Regions from separate parts of the Homo sapiens genome. Here region 2 is linked to region 1. Evidence: read pairs that join two places in POLR2A ChIA-PET (ENCODE). Cell type or tissue: GM12878. All regions are shown on one strand. Each heading gives the region's core, and the rest is flanking DNA. Links, peaks and the distances in the headings are about the cores only. Region 1 overlaps ZBTB1 (zinc finger and BTB domain containing 1). Region 2 overlaps PPP1R36 (protein phosphatase 1 regulatory subunit 36).

Region 1 (10,024 bases), core at 2,767-5,266:
AAAATGGTGAAATTATTTTTTCTCATATTCTTATGTGAACCAAATTAAGGGTTACTCGTGTCTATTTTTTCTCAAAATGGAAATGTTTTTTATTATAAAATCCATGCTCTTTGAAAAATTCAGCCTGTATTGAAGTACATAAAATACAAAAATGAAAGTCATTTTGACTCCCACTCCCCAGAGATAATCACCATGTACAGTTAATTCCTTGTTTAAAACGAGAGAAGGCAACATTTGATCACAGCTGTGTGTGCCTCACTCTGCCTGGGGATGGCCTGTGGTGATTCATGGACTCATGTTCTCTGTTCACATTACTCAGGTTGGTAAGAATTGCCAGGTAGAGGAAAGGGGAGTGTTTTGCATTGGGCTGATTTAAAATTATTTGATTAACTGGGCTGCTATTTTAGGTTTGTCCTTATTAAATACTTACTGTATCATGGTGGGCTATTTTTCATACTTTGTTCATGTTAATGTTGTTGCCCAGCCTCTGATGGATTGATTTACAGCAGCCAAACACATGAAAACAAAAGCAAACCCTCACCTTTATAGAGAGTTTCATAATTTATAATTAGGAAGGAGTGGGTATACTTGCCATGAAGACCACTGCCAATATATCCCTGTGCTGATATGGGATGGGGTTCCTCTTGATCAGCACCAAAGATTGCATGCTGAACATATGGAAAGGAAATTGGACGAAAGAAGGGTCAATGACCGCTGTTTTCAGATGTGGCATGGAAGAGACTGATACTGGGGAGGAAGCGGCAGGGTCTCACTCCTTAGCCATGTGTATTTAAGAAGAATGAACTGTGAAGAAGTTGATGATGATCTAAAAACAGAGCCCCAAAATAGTACATAGAAAGTTAATTACAACATTGGTTATTTGAGAGTGTTGGGGACGTGGGTGGTTTTTATACTACTCTGTCTTTGAATTTAAAATAGTTTTCAAAATAAAATTTGAAGATTAAAGAATTAACCAGATTTTCTTTTGTCTATATGAGATGCATGCAGTCGTTTTTAGAGATGAGTTCCATCCCCACTTTGAATCTGAAGTATTAGAAGAGGCATGCTCTGGTGGACAGTGGGGAGTTAGCAGATGGAAGGGGATTTAGGGAAGGGACTGGACATTCTTCCTGCAAGATGGAGCAGTAAGAGAATGATGAGAGCTTTTAGATTCATGAAAAAGGTGACTCTAGGAGGCTTAGAATGTTCCAAAGGGGCACTTCAGCTAATAGTCATATTCAGAAGAGTGTTGTCTGGTTTACACAAACTGAAACTTAGGGCTTTGAATCAAGAGTCTCAGCTTCTACTTACAAGATAAGCAGTTTTGGGGAAGTCAGCCACTGAACCTGTTTCTTCATTTGCAAAATGAGGATAATAAAAATACCTATCTCAGGGTGGTTGTGAGATCAGTTGTATAATGTATGGGAAAATGCTTTAAATTTTAATTTTAATTTTAATTTCCAACCACTATATAAAAGTTGCCATGATTGAAATAAACAAAAAATTGATAAGCAAAATAAAACTTACCTGTTTAAACATTTATTCATTCAAAAACTCATCAAGTATCAACTAAATGTCAGACATTCAGTAATGACTGAGATACTGCCCTGATGTCAAGGAGCTTGCAGTAAAGCAGGGGAGCCAAATAATTGCAATATCTGCCTTAAGTGTGGTAACAGAGCATCACAGTTGGGATGATGCATTATTGGTACCATATTGTTGTATGTATAGGCTGTTTTGGCAGCACAGAAGAGGCATCTGCCTCACCCTAAGATCAGAAAAAACTTCCCAAAGAGGCCAGGCACAATGTCTCTCACCTGTAATCCCAGCACCTTGGGAGGCCTAGGCAGGCGGATTGTTTGATCTCAGGAGTTTGAGACCAGCCTGGCCAACATGGCGAAACCCTGTCTCTACAAACAATACAAAAGTTAGCTGGGCGTGGTGCCGCATGCCTGTAGTCCCAGCTATTCGAGAGACTGAGGTGGGAGGAACGCTTGAGCCTGGAAGGGCGGAGGTTGCAGTGAGCCGAAATTGCCCCATTGCACTCCAGCCTGGATGACAGAGCCAGACCCTGTCTCAAAAAAAAGAAAAGAAAAAAGAAGTCCCAAACAGAGTGAGCTAGACATTGAAAAGGTTCTAAGCAAAGGAACAGCATGTGTGAAATGGCAAGGCTTTTGGTGTGTTAGGTTATTTGGGATCGGGGGAATCTTAAAGCTTAAAAATGGAGTTAAGTTTCTTAGAATGAACATGCATTTTATGATTTTTTAAAATTGGTTTCATTTTGTTGAATTTCAATTATATGATTGTGATGTTTTCAGGATTTTGGTTTGAATTAAACAAAACTGGAGCCACAAAATTGGAAACAATACAATTTTTTTTAAAATGTGTAGGATCTGGCCGGGTGTGTGGTGGCTCACGCTTGTAATCCCAGCACTTTGGGAGGCCAAGGCAGGCGGATCACGAGGTCAGGAGATTGAGACCATCCTGGCTAACATGGTGAAACCCCGTCTCTACTAAAAATACAAAAAAAAAAAATTGGCCGGGCGTGGTGGTGGGCGCCTGTAGTCCCAGCTACTCTGGAGGCTGAGGCAGGAGAATGGCGTGAACCTGGGAGGCGGAGCTTGCAGTGAGCCGAGATTGTGCCACTGCACTCCAGCCTGGGTGACAGAGCGAGACTCCGTCTCAATTAAAAAAAAAAAAAAAAGTGTAGGATCTGCTCAAAGAAGGAAACTGGGTAATCCCTCCCATCATCATAGAGCTGTCTCACCAGTTATTCATTCAGTAACACTTACTGAATACTTAATATTCCAGAGAAATGAAAAAGCCAAAGTCCTCGCCTTAAAGTTGCTCACAATCTCATGGGGGAGACCAACACATAATTATAACCAATTCTTATTTAGCACTTACTCCATGAGAGATATACTTAACAATAATTCTTCAGAGGTAGAAAGGATTACCATCCCTTCTTAGAGAATTGAAGCACAAATTGACTAAGCAACCTTCTCAAGGTCACACACTTAATAAGTGGCAGAGCCAGAATTTAAACCCAGGCAGTCTGGTTAGTTTGTGCTTTAACACCTACTTTATGTAGCTGTTCTGATTATTAAAATACAGTGTAAAAAGTGCAAAATAAAGAGGTAATACACAATGAGATCAAAACCTAAAATAGTGGGAGAGGAAGGTGTTACAGAGGCTTTCTGCAGGAGGTGATAAACTGATTTTTAAATGATATCTGGGAGGTTCAGACCCAAAGAACCAATCGGCATGAGTAAAACTGCAGGGGAAGTAAGAAATTTATGAAGTATACTGGATGTGTGTGGAGGAGGGTGAAGGTGGTGATGAGCAGTTTTATGTTGCTTGAACATGAAGTTTGAAGCAGGCAGTAACTAAACATGTAAGACTAGATGGGTGGGCATGGAGGGCTTTGTATGCCTCAATAATGATTTTATACTTTAGTCTGAAGATATGTGAGGGGAACCATGGTAGAATAGTGTGATATGATTTTTCTTCTTCATGAATCATCTTCAAAACAGCATTGCTCTGGGAAGAAAAAGATTACCTGAGAGTGAAGGATTTGAGAGACTGGTTGAGCCTATTTTAATAACTCAGGAGTGATAACAGAGGCCTTGCAAGAGCAGGAAAGGTAGGGATGGAGTAGATGGGCAGATTTGAGAAATATTTAATGGGAAAATTGGCAACACTTAATGGTTGATTATGAGGGAGAAGTTATAGGTAGCTCCCAAGTAGTCTAGGTGATTGGTACATAGTGGTGGCAGCTGAGACAAAATACAGGGAGGGGCATTTTTAAGTGGGTTCCAGACAAAATCTGAGTCCACAGAATTAGTACTTTGAAATAGAAGTCCTACAAAACGAACCCTAAGAATATGAATGCCATGTGCAATAAGGGATTTCCTGGTGAAGCGTTTTTAGCTGAGAAAAGCCTACTGTTTACACAGTGCCCTCTGGTGGTCAGAAGATGCTGTGCTGTCTCGTTAGGATGAATGGATTAAAATGTACTTTTCCTCCTCTGCTTCTGGAGAGGGAGAGAGGAATATTCCAGAAGCCACTGTGTTCCTTCTGCTTTCTGTGTGGGTAAGTTCATTTCTTAGAATATAATGCAACTGAACTACAGGAACATCTCACTTATTTGTAAGTTATTTGGTTGGCAACCTCAGCTATCCAGTGCCTTGGCCTGATGCAAAAGAGGAAGGAAATATGATCGCCTGTCAGCAAAATTCAGGAATTAAAACTTTACATCTTATGAGCATTTCCCTAGATCTTCAGAAGATGTTGTGCTCCCTCTTTAGGATGAATGGATATGTAGATTCAATTTTCAATGAGTTTTTGTCTAATTTCACAGCCAAGAAGAGATTGAAATGGTGGGCCACAGGAGATCAGCACACCTTTCAGAAGTGACAGTTGTTGGCTTGCAAGTAAAGAGACAGAAAAATACTAACTAGCCAACAAAGCCCAATCTCCAAAAGCATAACAGTCTGAGGCCATTTTGTGTAGGTGCAAACCCTTGCAAATTTGAACAACTACTATGTTTCAGCAAAACATAATTGTTTCAGAGGAGAAAACAGCCAGCCGGGTGATGCTATATGTGTAGGCTGCAGTTAGAGTAGTATGAAGAGCCCTAGACCAGGATTGAGGAGACCAAGGTCTTATCCTGACAGCCACTAAAACTAAATGTGACTTTGAACATACCACTTAACCTCTTAGGGCCTCAGTTTGCTTTTTGATCTATAAAGCAGTGGGTTGAACTTGATCATTTCATAAAATTCTATAAACTGTAATTATGACATTAATTTTTTTTAAATTGTACTGTGCTTGGATTGAAAAGGCAAAGGAACATTTGTCATCTCTAATTTATTTAAGAGTCCTCTGAGAAGTATGATTATCCCAATTTTATAGATGAGAAAATTGGGCTTAAAGAAGTTCCCGCATAGCTAAACTAGTGGTAGAGTTTGTATTCAAACAAACAGTATATGCTCTCTGGCTTCTTTTTTAATTCCTTCACTTGACAAGCACATATTAAGTGTCAACTATGTGGGAAGAGTGTGCTAGGCACAAGGAAAACAAAGGCCATTAAGCCTTGTCCCTGTCTTTGAGGCTTCAGTACAGTAGGCATTGCTGTATCACACTGCTCCTTGGATCTCTTGTCAGTGCTAATGATACAAGTAATACTACTGCACTGTTAGGCTTAATATATAGCTCCATTATGTCTTTAGGGTGTGGGTATAAAACTAAGCCACCATTTATATTATTGTTTCTATGGGAATATGTGTTTCAAGTTCCAAATAAATTAAAAATAAAGTTTTAGGATATAACCCAGTTATAATTGCAGAACTTCCTGTACTAAGTACTGAATTTGGAGTCTAATGCACAGCCACCAGTGCAGATAGTGCATAAAATTTTCTAAACTTGATCGTGTTTGTCACTTAAGTGCGTTGAAATAAAACCTCTTATCTTTGGGAGCCTCTACAACTGGTTATTCCTGGAAGTTTCAAGGAGAAACCTAGAGAATGTAATAGAGATTGGACCCTATACCCTGCAAGATGGTATTCTAGGAAAGAATTTTGCCAATGTGACATTATTTTTATAGATGGCAGAATCTTTAAGGTCATGATCTTGGGCTTAGAGTCATATTGCCTGTGTTCTAATCCCATGAAGTCCTCTCTTTGTGATATTACAAAGGTTATATAACACTGTATGCCTCTGTTATTTAATCTTGAAAATGAGTCTTATAGCAGCATCTACTTTGTAGGGTTTGTTACGAGGATTAAATGCTAAAATGATACTTATATATGCATACATACACATAAAATGATACCTATATATGGATACATACACAGATATGCACACATACACACATACATGTATATACATACATGTATATATGCAATATATGTGTGCATATCTCACACATATATATTGCATATATCCATATATATCCATATGTGTATATGTGTAATGTATCTGTGAGAGATATATATACATCTCCCTATACATCTGCCTGGAATAGAGCCTGGCATATAGTGAGACATAACAAATGTTAGCTATTCATATTATTATTGTATTACAGTTGTCATTTACTCTACTTTGATAACCTTCATCTACCAGTCCAGTAAAGCAAATCTACCTTCTGTCCTGTTACATTTCCAGCCAAGCTGCTGTGTACCCTCCTCAATTATTTACATACACATCTATATAAATACTCGAAATGCCTCACCCTTGCTTTCTGTTTATCCTACTCATTCATCAAGGCTTTACTCAAATCCTACATCCTTCCTAAAGCCTACTATTTTGGTATAATTAACGCTTTTCTTCTAAACTCTTGCTGAACTTTATTCAATATAGTTTATTTTTATTTTTATTTTTATGTTTGAGATGGAGTCTTGCTCTGTTGCCCAGGCTGGAGTGCAGTGGCTCAATCTCAGTTCACTGCAACCTCTGCCTCCAGGTTCAAGCGATTCTCCTGCCTCAGCCCCCCAAGTAGCTGGGATTACAGGCATCCACTATCATGCCCGGCTGATTTTTGTATTTTTGTAGAGACAGAGTTTCACCATGTTGGTCAGGCTGGTCTTGAACTCCTGACCTCAGGTGATCCACCCACCTCAGCCTCCCAAAGTGCTGGGATTACAGGTATGAGCCACCGCACCGGCCTCAATATAGTTTATTAAACTCCTCAAATTGTTTCTTGGTTTCAAATTTAATCCCTCATATACAGTTATCTCTATTGTACACCATCCTTCTCCACCCTCCATTTCAATGCTCTATCCAGTGTTAGGAACATTATGAGTATTCAATAGATTCTGATATTCTGATGTTAAAATGTAAGAATCCTTTCATTACATTTTAGACTTTTAAAATACTCTGTAATCCTCAAATCCATATGCATACATACATTCAACCTATAAGACATAGAAATAGGTAAAAGGAAACATATATACATAAATCTTCCTTGAGATCCAGAGGTAATTGTAAGTCAGAGATTGGGGTGCTGAATTGGGACTGTGATGCTAGGCTCTCTAGACTTTCACTGAGGCTAAGCGAATCATCTTCAAATGCCTCATTGGTGCTGCAAGTCTGTGACACAATTTAGAGGGTGATTATTTGCCTCACAGAAACACTTTAAAATTCCTTTAAGTTACTTCTTTATTCATTGGATATGCTTATTTATAGACCCTTAAATTATCATTTACCAAGGCTGGAGCAAGAGAAACTTCCAGCAAAACTGTTATTTCCAATTTGAGAGATCTAGCAATGGAGGAAAAATATTTCTGAAATCTTACTATGTCAGTGAGAAATTTACTGAAATAGCTTACACAGTATAACTTAGGGAACACATCTATTGAATAAGACTAGATTGACATGTATGGATAAAGCCACATTACAGATAAAGAATTCAGATTGGGGTAATCACTTGCTCAATAGCATCCAACCAACAAACCCTGTATTAAGGACTCATGCCCTGTCCTTGTTTAGTGTTCTTTCCGGAAGACCATACTGTATAGTACCAAGGAAGTGCCATATATAGAGGTTATTACTATCTGGGTGGTCAGGAGTCCTTAGTCCTAGTATGTGCTTCAGCACAGTTAACTATACCCTGATACATTAAAAACCATGTATCTTTGCCTTCTATGGAATAAGAATGTTAGACTAGATTAGATCTCTCTAAGCTCTAAAAATGTATGATTAAATTACTTAATATGCTTAATGTGCTTGGTGACTGTTTTTAAACTTGAGATGAGCCGTTAAACTTTTTCAGACTAAAATTTTAAAAATCCAGTATAAAACTTTTTGGATCACCTAACTCCTTAATTCTTGCTAGAGTTCTGCACAGTGGGTATCCTTCTAGCCTTAGTGTAACTCTTGGCATTATATAGCTTGTTTTCCTTATCCAAATGACATTAAGTCCTTTGAGTCACATTGGAGGTTCTGCTCTCAGACCTGAGCCCTTGACTTCTAGTTGTGCTAAACTTGTCCTACCAGTGATGCAGCTAGTAGTACAAACAAAAGCAATCACAGATTTCAGTCGTAAAAACAAGAACAGCTGAAATACAAGCTGTCCATTTACTTAAAACCTTTTATAGGCTTTACTAGAACATAAAGTTCATTAACTTTTTTTGGCAGCATTAATAAAGAGGTCAAAAAAATGAAAAAAGAGCAAACTCCTCTTGGAATTTGAGTGAAATTATAATTTAATGAAAGTGAATGCCTCATAATTTTTTTTTTTTTTTTTTGAGATGGAGTCTTGCTCTGTCGCCCAGGCTGGAGTGCAGTGGCACAGTCTTGGCTCACTGTAAGCTCCGCCTCCCGAGTTCCCGCCATTCTCCCGCCTCAGCCTCCCAAGTAGCTGGGAATACAGGTGCCTGCCACCACGCCCGGCTAATTTTTTGTATTTTTAGTAGAGACAGGGTTTCACTGTGTTAGCCAGGATGGCTCGATTTCCTGACCTTGTGATCCACCCGCCTCCGCCTCCCAAAGTGCTGGGATTACAGGCGTGAGCCACGGTGCCCGGCCTCAAAAATTTTTAATGAAAAAATTATCTTCAAGAGATAAGCTAAAAGTCTCACAGGAATTTAGATCCCTCCTCCCCTGCCGCATACTCCTCTACCTGTTTTTGGTGTAGTAATCCTTCTTAAAGCTTTTCTGGGCTAGGCACAGTGGTTTATACCTGTAATCTCAGCACTTTGGGAGGCTGAGGTGGGAGGATTGCTTGAGCCCAGGAATTCGAGACCAGCCTGGGCAACATAGCAAGACCTCATCACTACAAAAAATATACAAAAATTAGCCAGTCATGGTGGCGTATGCCTGTAGTGCTAGCTATTCAGAAGGTGTGAGGTGGAAGGATTGCTTGGAGAATGAGTACCCATATTAAAGCAGGAACAGAATGCTATTGAGGACATTCTGAGCTATGATGGCATGCCAGCCTGGGTAACAGAGTAAGACCCTGTCTCAAAAAAATAATAATTAAAATTTAAGAAAAAAGCTTTTCTGAATGAGGTGTAACAAGGACAGAGTTTCTGGTACTAATGTGTCAATGATTGCTATTATAAGTTACTGTGCCTAAAATCAGTTTTACTCAGAACTTGGACATTTGCATAATAATGTTACTTAAACTACAATTCTAGGTCAGCCTAAAAACTGTTGTGTTAGGATTAAAAATTAGACACAGCATTTGTTCAGCTTCCATTTGTTCAGCTTCCAGCTCTATAGGGGGAATATAGGAGTATAAACATGGATGCAGTGGGATTCACACTGTGATCCGTCTGACTGAGAGCACTTGTTCTTTCTACTACAGCATGATGCCTTCTTCTGTAGAGTGGGCGCTTTGCAGAATACGTGTTGAATGAAATCACTGATCTAGGAAAAGTAAAAATTCCTCAAATGAATACAGAATACTTGTGCTACTGCTGATGATCAACACTTTATACAGTGCCTGGTATACCAAAGGTAGTCAGTAAATGTTTGTTGAATGAATAAATGTGCATTAAAATGCTATAAGTGCTCTTATTTAAATGTTTTAGTGTTTTATGTTAATAAAAGAATATGTATTTTTACTCAGTTGAATTGTGACTATAGCTATAGATGTGCCTATCATATTGATCTTCTATGTAGTTGTATTAATTTTGGTTGCTGATGATAAAACTGCTGCTCATCTAGATAAGAAAGGGTCTTTGGAACTTCTGTGCTCTTTATATCATTATTTCAAGCCTGGACTATTTAATACTTGAAAGTTTTTATAGATTAACTACTGGCTTTCTAATGGACTGTTATTTGGAAGGAAATTTTAAGGTTATCAACTCAAACTTACCTGATGCTTAAATAAGCATCACCACCATTACAACATCCACTATTACTTTCATTATTACATGCCAAGCACGATGCATTTTACACATTGCCTCTGTGAATCCTCATATATGATACTGTATTTGAGGTATTATCCCTACCTTTTCAGTTCAGGAAACTTAGGGTCAATGAGGATAAGCAAGTTCCCAAAAGTGGCAAAGCTAGATAA
Region 2 (10,024 bases), core at 3,441-5,940, 74 kb after region 1:
TTTTTCCACTGTATGCGACATAACCCATGTTTCCTCTGCCTGCTGGATAGCAGTTTATAGAAGAATGAGCGCAGATCTCACCACCCACGTAACAAATTCCATACAGGTCAAACGCTGAACAAAGGACATAAAAGACAGACTGGAACAGGTTTTTGCCATGATTCGGAAGTTTATATTGTTCTTTTGGTGGCTTTTATGCAGGAGAAGATGAGGACAATGTTTTTGCCGGTTATAAGTGATTAACTCATTTTAACATTCCACTTCTTTCCGATTTCAGTAAGCTAATATTTTCATGTGTATTTTCTGACTTTTCTCTTTCATATATGTGTTACCGAAGTGAACTGGGGTCCGCTTGCCTGATGCAGTCAGGTGAAACATCCACACCGTGGTTTGTAATATCAGGAGAAAGGAGGGTATTTATTTGCAGGTTGGCAAGCAAGTAGAATCAGGCAGCTCTCACTTAAGACCTGACCTCTCTGATGGCTTGTAAGCAAGGGTTTTTAAAGGCAGGAGTACATTTCAGGAAAGCAGAAGTTACAGGCAAAGTTGTAAATCAATACATAGAGGTTATATATTGGTTTGGACTAAAAAGGCAGGATATTTTGAAGCGGGGCCTTACAGGTCATAAGCAGATTCCAAGATTTTCTGATTTGGTTAAGGTAGAGCAGCTTTGTTTTAAAAACTTGGGGTCTGCAGAAAGATGTGTTAGGTCTGGCTCATGTACATGACTTCTAGGCCTCTCAGGAAGAACTTTAGAACAATGAATGCAGTTAGAGTTCAGTCCTCAGTCTCCCCTTATCTGAGGTCTACATGCCAGTGGACCCATTTGGTGGGGGTCTGAGTTTCTGAAAAACAACGCAGGGACATATGTTAAAATGTTATTTTTACTTTATATAGGGAACCAAACATCTTGTGACTCTAACTTCCTTGGCTGTCTTTTAAGCTACTGTTATCTTCTTATCAAGTTGCTCATTTACTTCTCAGGGCTAGCTAGGTGCCTGGAATTTCCCTTACAAGAACTCAAGGCTTCCCTTTATTTCCATGTTTGGGGGTGGGGGTGGGGTGGCAGATCCCTAAGTGTGGGGGGTGGTCCCTGTTTTGTCTCATGTGCACACTTAATATTTGACTACAACACATTATGCTGCGTATCTCTATGATTAAAGATTTTAGTAGAACCAGCAGTTTGGGTGCTGTTAATTTAGTGCTTTCATGTCTCTTGAGAAGTAGAAGGATGTGCCTTTAAATGTCTGAGGAACCCTGACATCCTGAAAGCTTTGGCAGAATTTTGATGAACACGTTCAGTAAAAGTTCTCTGTGTTTTCCAAGTTAGATATGAAAACCTCCTTGGTGGCAGGCACATGCCATAGTTAGATCTCTTTGGTGATGGCCAATGCTGGCTCCACCCCCGCCTCTACGCTAGTATTTATACCTTCTTCCACTGTTCTCAGTGCAGCTGTCACTTGATGGGCAACCAGAGAGGCTAGCGGTGGGGCTGACGGGGAAAAAGGGAGTCTTTTTGAAACTCAGGTGTGTAAATTATCCCTAAGCCCTATTCCTCTACCCTTACCCCCAGTCACATGCACCAAAGCCTCTTTCCCCTCCCCTAAAATACATCCCTTTGACACTCTTGTATAGAGCAGGCCTTGACCTTCTTTTAAACCTGATTTCACCTAGAGCAGCAGGGGGCAAGTGGGGGAGCACAACTTTTTTTCTCCCTAGCCCAGAACCCTGGGTCTAGACTTTGTTTCCCTTTAGGAATGACAAATCATAAAATATACTTTCCTCATTTTGATTTGGAGCCAAGAGTCTAAGGTAGCAAGAAGGAATAAGAGAGCATCATAACAGGCCACTAAAATTCTCTAGATTTACTACCAGGCTGGCTTTCCCCTCTTTCCTTTGGGTTGTGTCCTCAAACATGGAATGCATGGTGTCTGTGCTGACCAGCATGGTGGCCACTTGCCACACGCGGCTGTTGAGCACTTTGAAATGTAGTAGTCCAAATTGAAACATACTATAAGTGAAAAATAAGCACTGTACACAGAAAGTCTAAATATGAATAAAACATCTCAATACTTTAGAAATATTGCTTCTATATTGAAATGATAATATTTTGGGGGTTTGGATAAAATTTATTATTAAAATTAGCTTCACTTGTTTCTCTTCACTGTGGCTACTAGAAAATTTAAAATTAATTTATGGCTTGCATTATATTTCCACGGATTGTATTGTTTAAACCCCATTTCTATTTGCAGACGATTCTGGGAGGCTTAAATTTTGTTATTTTAATTTTTTAAAATTTAATTTAATTTATTTTTATTTTTTATTTTTTTTGAGATAGGGTCTCACTTTGCCACCCAGGCTAGAGTGCAGTGGCACTATCTTGGCTCACTGCAGCCTCAACTTCCTGTTCTCAAGCGATCCTCCCACCTGGCCCCATAAGTAGCTGGGACTACAAGGCGTGTGCCACCACTCCCAGCTATATATATATATATATATATTTTTTTTTTGTATTTTTGTAGAGATCGCGTTTTGCCATCTTGCCCAGGCTGGTCTTGAACTCCTGAGCTCAAGCGATCTGCCTGCCTTGGCTTTCCAAAGCGCTAGAATTACAGGTGTGAGCCACCATGCCAGGCCAATTTTGTTATTTTATAATCAATAAATTTTTAAATTTATAATCAATTTATTTTAAGTATATGTACTTAATATAAAAATTATAAAATACCAAAATAGACAGGAAAACGACTCAAAATATACCAGCCAGAAGTAAATTTGTAGAGCTTTTAACTATGAAGTCCCCAGATGTATTCACTGTATGCACCCATTTCCTGGACGCATTTCTATTTCATATGCAGGGCTAAATCAGAATGGCAAGAAGAAACCCATGACATTCTGTACTTAATTTTTGCAGTATGGGTTACATCAGTTTGCTTTGGGCATTAAGAGAGAAAGAGTTAGGCCGGGCGCTGTGGCTCACGCCTGTAACCCCAGCACTTCAGGAGGCCGAGACAGGCGGATCACCTGAGGTCAGGAGTTTGAGACAGCCATGACCAACACAGAGAAACCCCATCTCTACTAAAAATACAAAATTAGCCAGGCGTGGTTGCGCATGTCTGTAATCCCAGCTACTTGGGAGGCTGAGGCAGGAGAATCGTTTGAACCCGGGAGGCAGAGGTTGCGGTGAGCCAAGATCGTGCCATTGCACTCCAGCCTAGACAAGAGTGAAACTCCATCTCAAAAAAAAAAAAAAAAAAAAAAGAGAGAAAGAGTTCCAGTGTGTATGGCAACTCGAGGGAAAGTGGAAAGAGGTTCATGTTACCTCCTCTTTTTTTTTTTTTTTTTTGAGATGGAATCTTGCTCTGTCGCCCAGGCTGGAGTGCAGTGACGTGATCTTGGCTCACTGCAACCTCCGCCTCCTGGGTTCAAGCAATTCTCCCTGACTCAGCCTCCCGAGTAGCTGGGATTACAGGCACCTGCCACCACGCCCGGCTAATTTTTGTATTTTTAGTAGAGATGGTGTTTCGCCATGTTGGCCAGGCTGGTCTTGAACTCCTGACCTCAGGTGATCCGCCTGCCTTAGCATCCCAAAGTGCTGGGATTACAGGCGTGAGCCACTGTGCCCAGCCTTACCTTCTCTTCTAATGTCTAAAAAAAGAACCCAGAAAGAAAAGGAAAGAAAGTGTGTTTCCTGGGCAATCACTCTCATTTCAAAACCATGCTAAGATGGTGCTGGTTTGCCTTGTGCTGATGTGAGCTCTGCTCTAGATCTCCCAGAATACAAGCTGACTTTATTCCCAAAACAGACTTTGGCTAGTTTTCTTGCTTCAGCTTGGCAGGTGTTCATGGTCTCTGGTTTCAGCTGGCAGAAGATTTACAGTTAGTTATGGAAGAGGAGCTTTGAAAGGGTGGAAATTTCACATCAGCACACCCCTCAGGTGGAGGCCTCAGGTGGCACAGAGAAGAAATGCTGAGGCTTGCTCTGAAAAGTTTCCGCTGAGCTCTGTTGTTCAGTACGTTTATCTGCAAACTATTTTAAAGAAAAAAGCTTATTCTCCTCACAGTCCAGTTATGAGGACAGACGTGGGTATCTGACAGGCCCGAGTTTTAGTACAGGATCTGTCCCTAATTAGATATATGTCTTTGGACTTAAGTCTCAACTTTAGTTTCCTCAGTTGAGAAGTGGGAATAATAATGTTGACTATACCATAGGGATGTTATGAAGACCAGATATGATAATACATGTAAAGGGCTTAGCGTGGTGCAGGATGTTATAAAGACTAGATAGGATCATACATGTAAAGGGCTTAGTGCAGTACCCGGCACATAGTCCATACTTAGTCCATGTTCACTCTAATTGCTATTGCCGTAGTTCTTTATTGAAGACTTGCACATGAAGAAACCAATATATAATGAAGAGAGTCTGTAGGAGGGGAGGGGCAGGCCCCAGTAACCACCTCTTTGGCCTCATTCCCCAAGTGGAGGGCTAGTTTGGGCCCATTCAGACCAGGAAGTCCCTGTGAGAAGGCCGAAGGTCCTGTGAGGTTTGGGTCATCTTTCCCAGACTGTGGGAGTTCAGGATGGTTCTGGAGAGCCTGGTACCAAGGCCAATCCTCAGAGTCACAGTTCCTCCAAGGAAGGCCCCAACAAAAGCAGAAGCAGGCCGGGCACCTTGGCTCACGCCTGTCATCCCATCACTTTGGGAGGGTGAGGTAGGTGGATAGCTTGAGCTCAGGAGTTCGAGACCAGCCTGGCCAACATGGTGAAACCCCATCTCTACAAAAAATACAAAAATTAGCTGGTCATGTTGGTGTGTGCCTGTAGTCTCAGCTACTTGGGAGGCTGAGGTGGGAGGATCACCTAAGCCTGGGGAGGTCAGGGCTGCCGTGAGCCATGATCATGCTACTGTGCTCCAGCCTGGATGACAGAATGAGACCCTGTCTCAAAAAAAAAAAAAAAAAAAAAAAATTAGCCAGTGTGGTGGTGTATACTTGTGGTCCCAGCTTCTTGTGAGGCTGAGGTGGGTACCAGGCTCTCCAGAACCATCCTGAACTCCTACAGTCTGGTGGGAGGATTGGGAGGTGGGAGGATTGCTTGAGCCCAGAAGGTCAAGGCTATAGTGAGCTATGATCACACTACTGCACTCCAGCTCTGTCTTAAAAAAGAAGCAAAACCAGGATCAGCCTTGAAGTGTCCAGGGTCTGGCCTTGGCCGCTGTGACTGATCAAGTGACTGCAGGTGCATAACCCCCTCAGTCAACTCTCAAGGGCTCCCCAGACCAGGCCTGGTTTCCTAGGCTGGGAGTCAGAATCAGAATTGTTAGGAGGGGAGGCCATGTTCACTAATTGCGCCCATGCCAGTATAGTATTCTTTTTTTTTCTTTTTGAGATGGAGTCTTGCTCTGTTGCCCAGGCTGGAGTGCAGTGGCACAATCTCGGCTTACTGCAACTTCTACCTCCCGGGTTCAAGCAATTCTCCTGCCTCAGCCTCCCGAGTAGCTGGGATTAGAGGCGCCCGCCACCACACCCAGCTAATTTTTGTACTTTTAGTAGAGCTAATTTTTGTACTTTTAGTACTTTTAGTACTTTAACAGCGTCACCATGTTGGCCAGGCTGGTCTGAAACTCCTGGCCTCAAGTGATCCACGCACCTCGGCCTCCCAAAGTGCTAATTACAGGCGTAAGCCACTGCATCTTGCCAAGTATAGTATTCTTAACATTGAATTTGTGTTGCAAGGACTCCTGGGAAGAGAGAAGACTCAGGTTTGTCCATGCCCATCAGAAGGAGGAGCACACTGCCGTTCTCAGTCTATTGGTTGTTTTGGCATAGATCTTTGTGGATTTTGTTTCTGTTTCTTTTTGTACCCAATAGCCATAACTATTGTTTGCTAATTCTTTTCCTTTTCTTTATTGCAGACTTACCCTCTAGTTCTCTGCTTCCTCTTTACCACCTTTCCACTCTCCTTACCTCCCCAACACTCAAATTACCAGAAGCCTTTGGAAGAATACATTTCCTCACTGGTTTGTTTACCCCAAATTTATATTGATTAACTTTTTACCATTCTAGGAGTTTTGATCTGGGTAACGTAGGAGGTTGAATAAGAAAGTATTGAGACTCTTTATCAATGCCTTTTGATAGCATTTGTGTAGCTGAAAATAATCTTGGGGCCAAGATAATGACCCTAACTTTAGAGAAAGATAAGGACTAGTACCCTGAAAGATTGAACTTCCCTCTCAACCTATAGTTGTGACTTGTTATATTACAGGGAGAAAATATCAGATACACAGAAAGACTGGAAGTTCTTTGAGGTGAGTCACTTATGTTTTGGTGCTTTTTGATATGAAACAATATATACCAACAACCAATGGCCATTTGTCAGGCACTTATTTTTAGTGAATATCCTTTCTAAAAGACGGTGCTAACAAGCTATATGCTATACCTTAAATTGTTGGTCTGATTTTCCTCATGCAAAAGTGAGTATGTGTATAATTTTTCATTGTTTCAGGAATATTGGGAAATTGGGTCATCTGGGTTTGTGTCTGCTTAGCTGTGTTATACAGACAGGTAAGAGTTTTCCATTTCACAGCTAAGGATCGTGATTCTTGTCTATTTTTTGTTGTAGTCCTTTTATACTTTCTGTACATATGTGGCTTGGATTGTCTTCCGACGTCAACACTTGACAGAGATTGAAGAAGAAGTAGGGAGACTCTTTCGTACCAATATGTTCAACATTCCTCGCAGGAGGCGTGAAGATGAGGAATCAGGAGGGGAAAAGAAACGCATGACTTTTGTTCAGTTCAGGTATGACCTTTTGACTTTCCTATGCTCAGGGGTATTTCTTTTCTTCCTTTCCTTTCTTTTCTTTTCTTTTTTCTCCTTTTTTTTTTTTTTTTTTTTTTTTTTTTTTGAGACAGAGTCTTGCTCTATTGCTGAGGCTGGAGTGCAGTGGCACAAGCTTGGCTTACTGCAACGTCCGACTCCTGGGTTCAAGCAATTCTCCTGTCTCAGCCTCCCGAGTAGCTAGGATTACAGACATGCGCCACCACGCCTGGCTAATTTTTTGTATTTTTAGTAGAGACGGAGTTTCACCATGTTGGTCAAGCTGATCTCGAACTCCTAACCTCAGCTGATTCACACGCCTCAGCCTCCCAAAGTGCTGGGATTACAGGCGTGAGCCACCATGCCCAGCCTCCTCTTTTTTTTTTCAGACAGGATCTCATTCCGTCACCTAGGCTGGAAGGCAGTGGCATGATCACAGCTCACTGCAGCCTCAACCTCCCAGGCTCAAGTGATCCTCCTGTAGCTAGGACTGCAGGCATGCTGTCTCACCTGGCTACTTTTTAAAATTTTTTGTAGAGACGGGGGTCTTGCTATGTTGCCCAGGCTGGTCTCGAACTCCTGGGCTCAAGTGATCCTCCCGCCTTGATCTCCCAAAGGGTTGGGATTACAGGCATGAGCCACTGCACCTGGCCTCAAGAACATTTCTAGAAAACAGGGTGATATGACCTAAATGTCACCTTCCTCCCCGACAGGAGAATGATGGCAAAACGCCCAGCAATTAAAAAAGCTATCAACATGCGTTCTCCAGTCATGTCTACTCTGCTGCCATCTCTCAGAGAAAAAGCTCAAAACGTCTTTGAGAAAAAGTATCATCAAGTAGACGTCAGATTCCCAGCCGAGATGCAAAAGCATGTGGGAACTCTGGACTCTGTGCCCATGCCGGTGTAAGTGGCTTGGCAAGAGAAGCATGAGTGCCTTGAGGTGGCATCCCAGGTGGGGCTGGAAGGGGCAGGGGCCCAGGCACCATGCCTCTGCCAGGGAATCGAGCCATGATGACAGCCCCCATTTTCTTACTTCTGCCCTGCTCCCCTCCTAGTTTCCTTTCTAGAGAATCTTGAGGTACACCCATCTAGACCAGAAAAACAATTGCTAGAAAGTGGTGCTAGACTCCAAATAGTTCTAGTTTGGAGGAGTGAGTAACTGATTTTTTTTTTTTTTTTTTTTTTGAGACGGAGTCCCTCTCTTGTTGCCCAGGCTGGAGTGCAATGGCACAATCTCGGCTCACTTCAACCTCTGCCTCCCGAGTTTAAGTGATTCTCCTGCCTCAGCCTCCTGAGTAGCTGGGATTATAGGCATGAGCCACCACGCCCGGCTAGTTTTGTATTTTTAGTAGAGATGGGGTTTCTCCATGTTGGTCAGGCTGGTCTCAAACTCCCAGCCTCAGGTGATCTGCCCGCCTCGGCCTCCCAAAGTGCTGGGATTACAGGTGTGAGCCACCGCGCCCAGCCTGTAACTGAATTTTTTTAAGGCTGAGGTTTTTCTATTAGTAGAATCACCTTTGAGAAATGTGGGAAGCGCTAGTACAAAATCTTGCTAAGGATTTACTTTTGGACTCATATATAAGACTACAGTGGTAGTTCATGGAAACAGGGAAAGTTTTTAAAAAGAGAGAAAGAGTATATCTTAGCTTTAGTGTACATACACACACACATACATACACACAACCACAATCACAGTCTCAACCCTGCACGTCAGTCTTTGGCCTCATCACTTCAGCTATCCCAATAATTCTTTTCACAGAGTTGGCATCTTGGGGGAGCCTCGATGTCTATTCAACCCACATACGCTTCACCCCCTTGATCCAGAAGAAAACACAAAATCATTTGGGAGATATCCTTCCTTGATGGAAAACAATAACATGAGGATTCAGGATACACTGGACTTGGTCATGAAAACACTGTCCTCTCATACATCATGCCCTAAGTAACCTGGTACATTCCATATCTCAAGTAAACTACTTTGACTTTATAGAAGATGGTTATTCGTTGTTATTATTATTAAGCTTTTAAAATTTTTCAAATTATCTGGTTAAAAGTTGAACAGCAGACAAAGAATTCCTGAAAGCTCTTGAAAAGCTCATTTTCCTATTTTTAGTAGTTTGCTTTGTTTATGTATTTATTTGAGCTCTATGTGACTACTAAGAGTAATGTATTAGAACATTTAGTCAGTGCTGTAGTTTACTAGTGAAGAACCATGCTGTTTATTCATTTCTCGAATTTTTTTTTTTTTTTGAGACAGAGTCTTACTCTATAGCCCAGGCTGGAGAGCAGTGATGTGATCTCGGCTCACTGCAGCCTCCACCTTGGTCAAGCAATTTTCCTGCTTTAGCCTGAGTAGCTGTGATTACAGGCGTGCGCCACCACGCCTGGCTAATTTTTTTGTATTTTTAGTAGAGATGGGGTTTCACGATGTTGGCCAGGCTGGTCTCCAACTCCTGACCTCAAACGTTCCGCCTACCTTGGCCTCCCAAAGTGCTGGGGTTACAGGTGTGAGCCACTGCACCCGGCCTTGTTTATTCATTTCTAAGTTCATTTTTGCCTTATGAGATGTCTTCTTTGGTACATGTGAAAACAGAACTTCATAATCAAAAAAGGCACATTAAGACTTTTTAACTTTAATCTCTTTCTATGACTATATTATTATTGTTATTACCGGCCTTGGGATATAAAGTATATCAGATTCATTTAGAAGCCTTTTAACATTCATTCTTTCATTTATTCATTTAACAACAAATATATATTAAGCCCCTATTCCATCCAGAGCCGTGTACTAGGTTATGCAGAAAAAAAAGATGAAGACAAAGACAATATCCTCCAGGTCTATGTAGCAGAGAAGATAAATGAAATACACCACCACAATATAATATTAAATATGTTATTGGCCACAGAAGTGATAAACACACAAAGTGCTCAAGAGGACAGAGCCATGGAGCAGTCAGTTCTGAGGGCAGCAGGAGAGTTCTGATTTGAACTTAGCTTTGGAGGGATTCAGTGGTACTGAAAGGGAACTTGCAGTCAGAGGAAGAGTGCTTGCAAAGGCACAGAGATGGGAAAGTGGACCCTGTGACTGCGGAATGCCAAGAGCATGGTGTCTGCAGCAGGCAGCCTGAGAAGGTCAGGCCTGAAAGGTCAGCTGAGTCCTGGACATCCAGCTAGGGAGTGAGTTGGATGTTATCTGGTAGGCAGTGAAGA

The links. Peaks named below come from ENCODE experiments on the same cell type or tissue, not always from the same donor. Only the 100,000 strongest peaks of a DNase experiment are listed, where the experiment ranks them.
Region 2: POLR2A ChIA-PET joins it to region 1 with 6 read pairs; 8 of 35 experiments call an interaction of 5 or more read pairs at or near these places.

The regions. Positions count from the first base shown.
Region 1 is chr14:64,507,293-64,517,316 of GRCh38, forward strand. All of the region lies in intron 1 of ZBTB1 (zinc finger and BTB domain containing 1), which reads left to right. It overlaps HSPA2-AS1 (HSPA2 and ZBTB1 antisense RNA 1), which reads right to left. Exons shown (of 4, transcript NR_110550.1): 4 at 6,859-7,089. Among named protein-coding and RNA genes, the nearest start is that of ZBTB1, 7.5 kb to the left of the region's middle. In GM12878, for the core only: a CTCF peak has its summit at 3,971 (motif pointing left); a DNase peak (open chromatin) is centred at 3,937; H3K4me3 peaks cover 1,094 bases; H3K27ac peaks cover 1,423 bases.
Region 2 is chr14:64,580,579-64,590,602 of GRCh38, forward strand. It overlaps PPP1R36 (protein phosphatase 1 regulatory subunit 36), which reads left to right. Exons shown (of 12, transcript NM_172365.3): 9 at 6,259-6,301; 10 at 6,616-6,794; 11 at 7,526-7,717; 12 at 8,574-8,803. The coding sequence ends at 8,760. Among named protein-coding and RNA genes, the nearest start is that of PPP1R36, 36 kb to the left of the region's middle. In GM12878, for the core only: no CTCF peak of the experiment used is centred there; no DNase peak of the experiment used is centred there.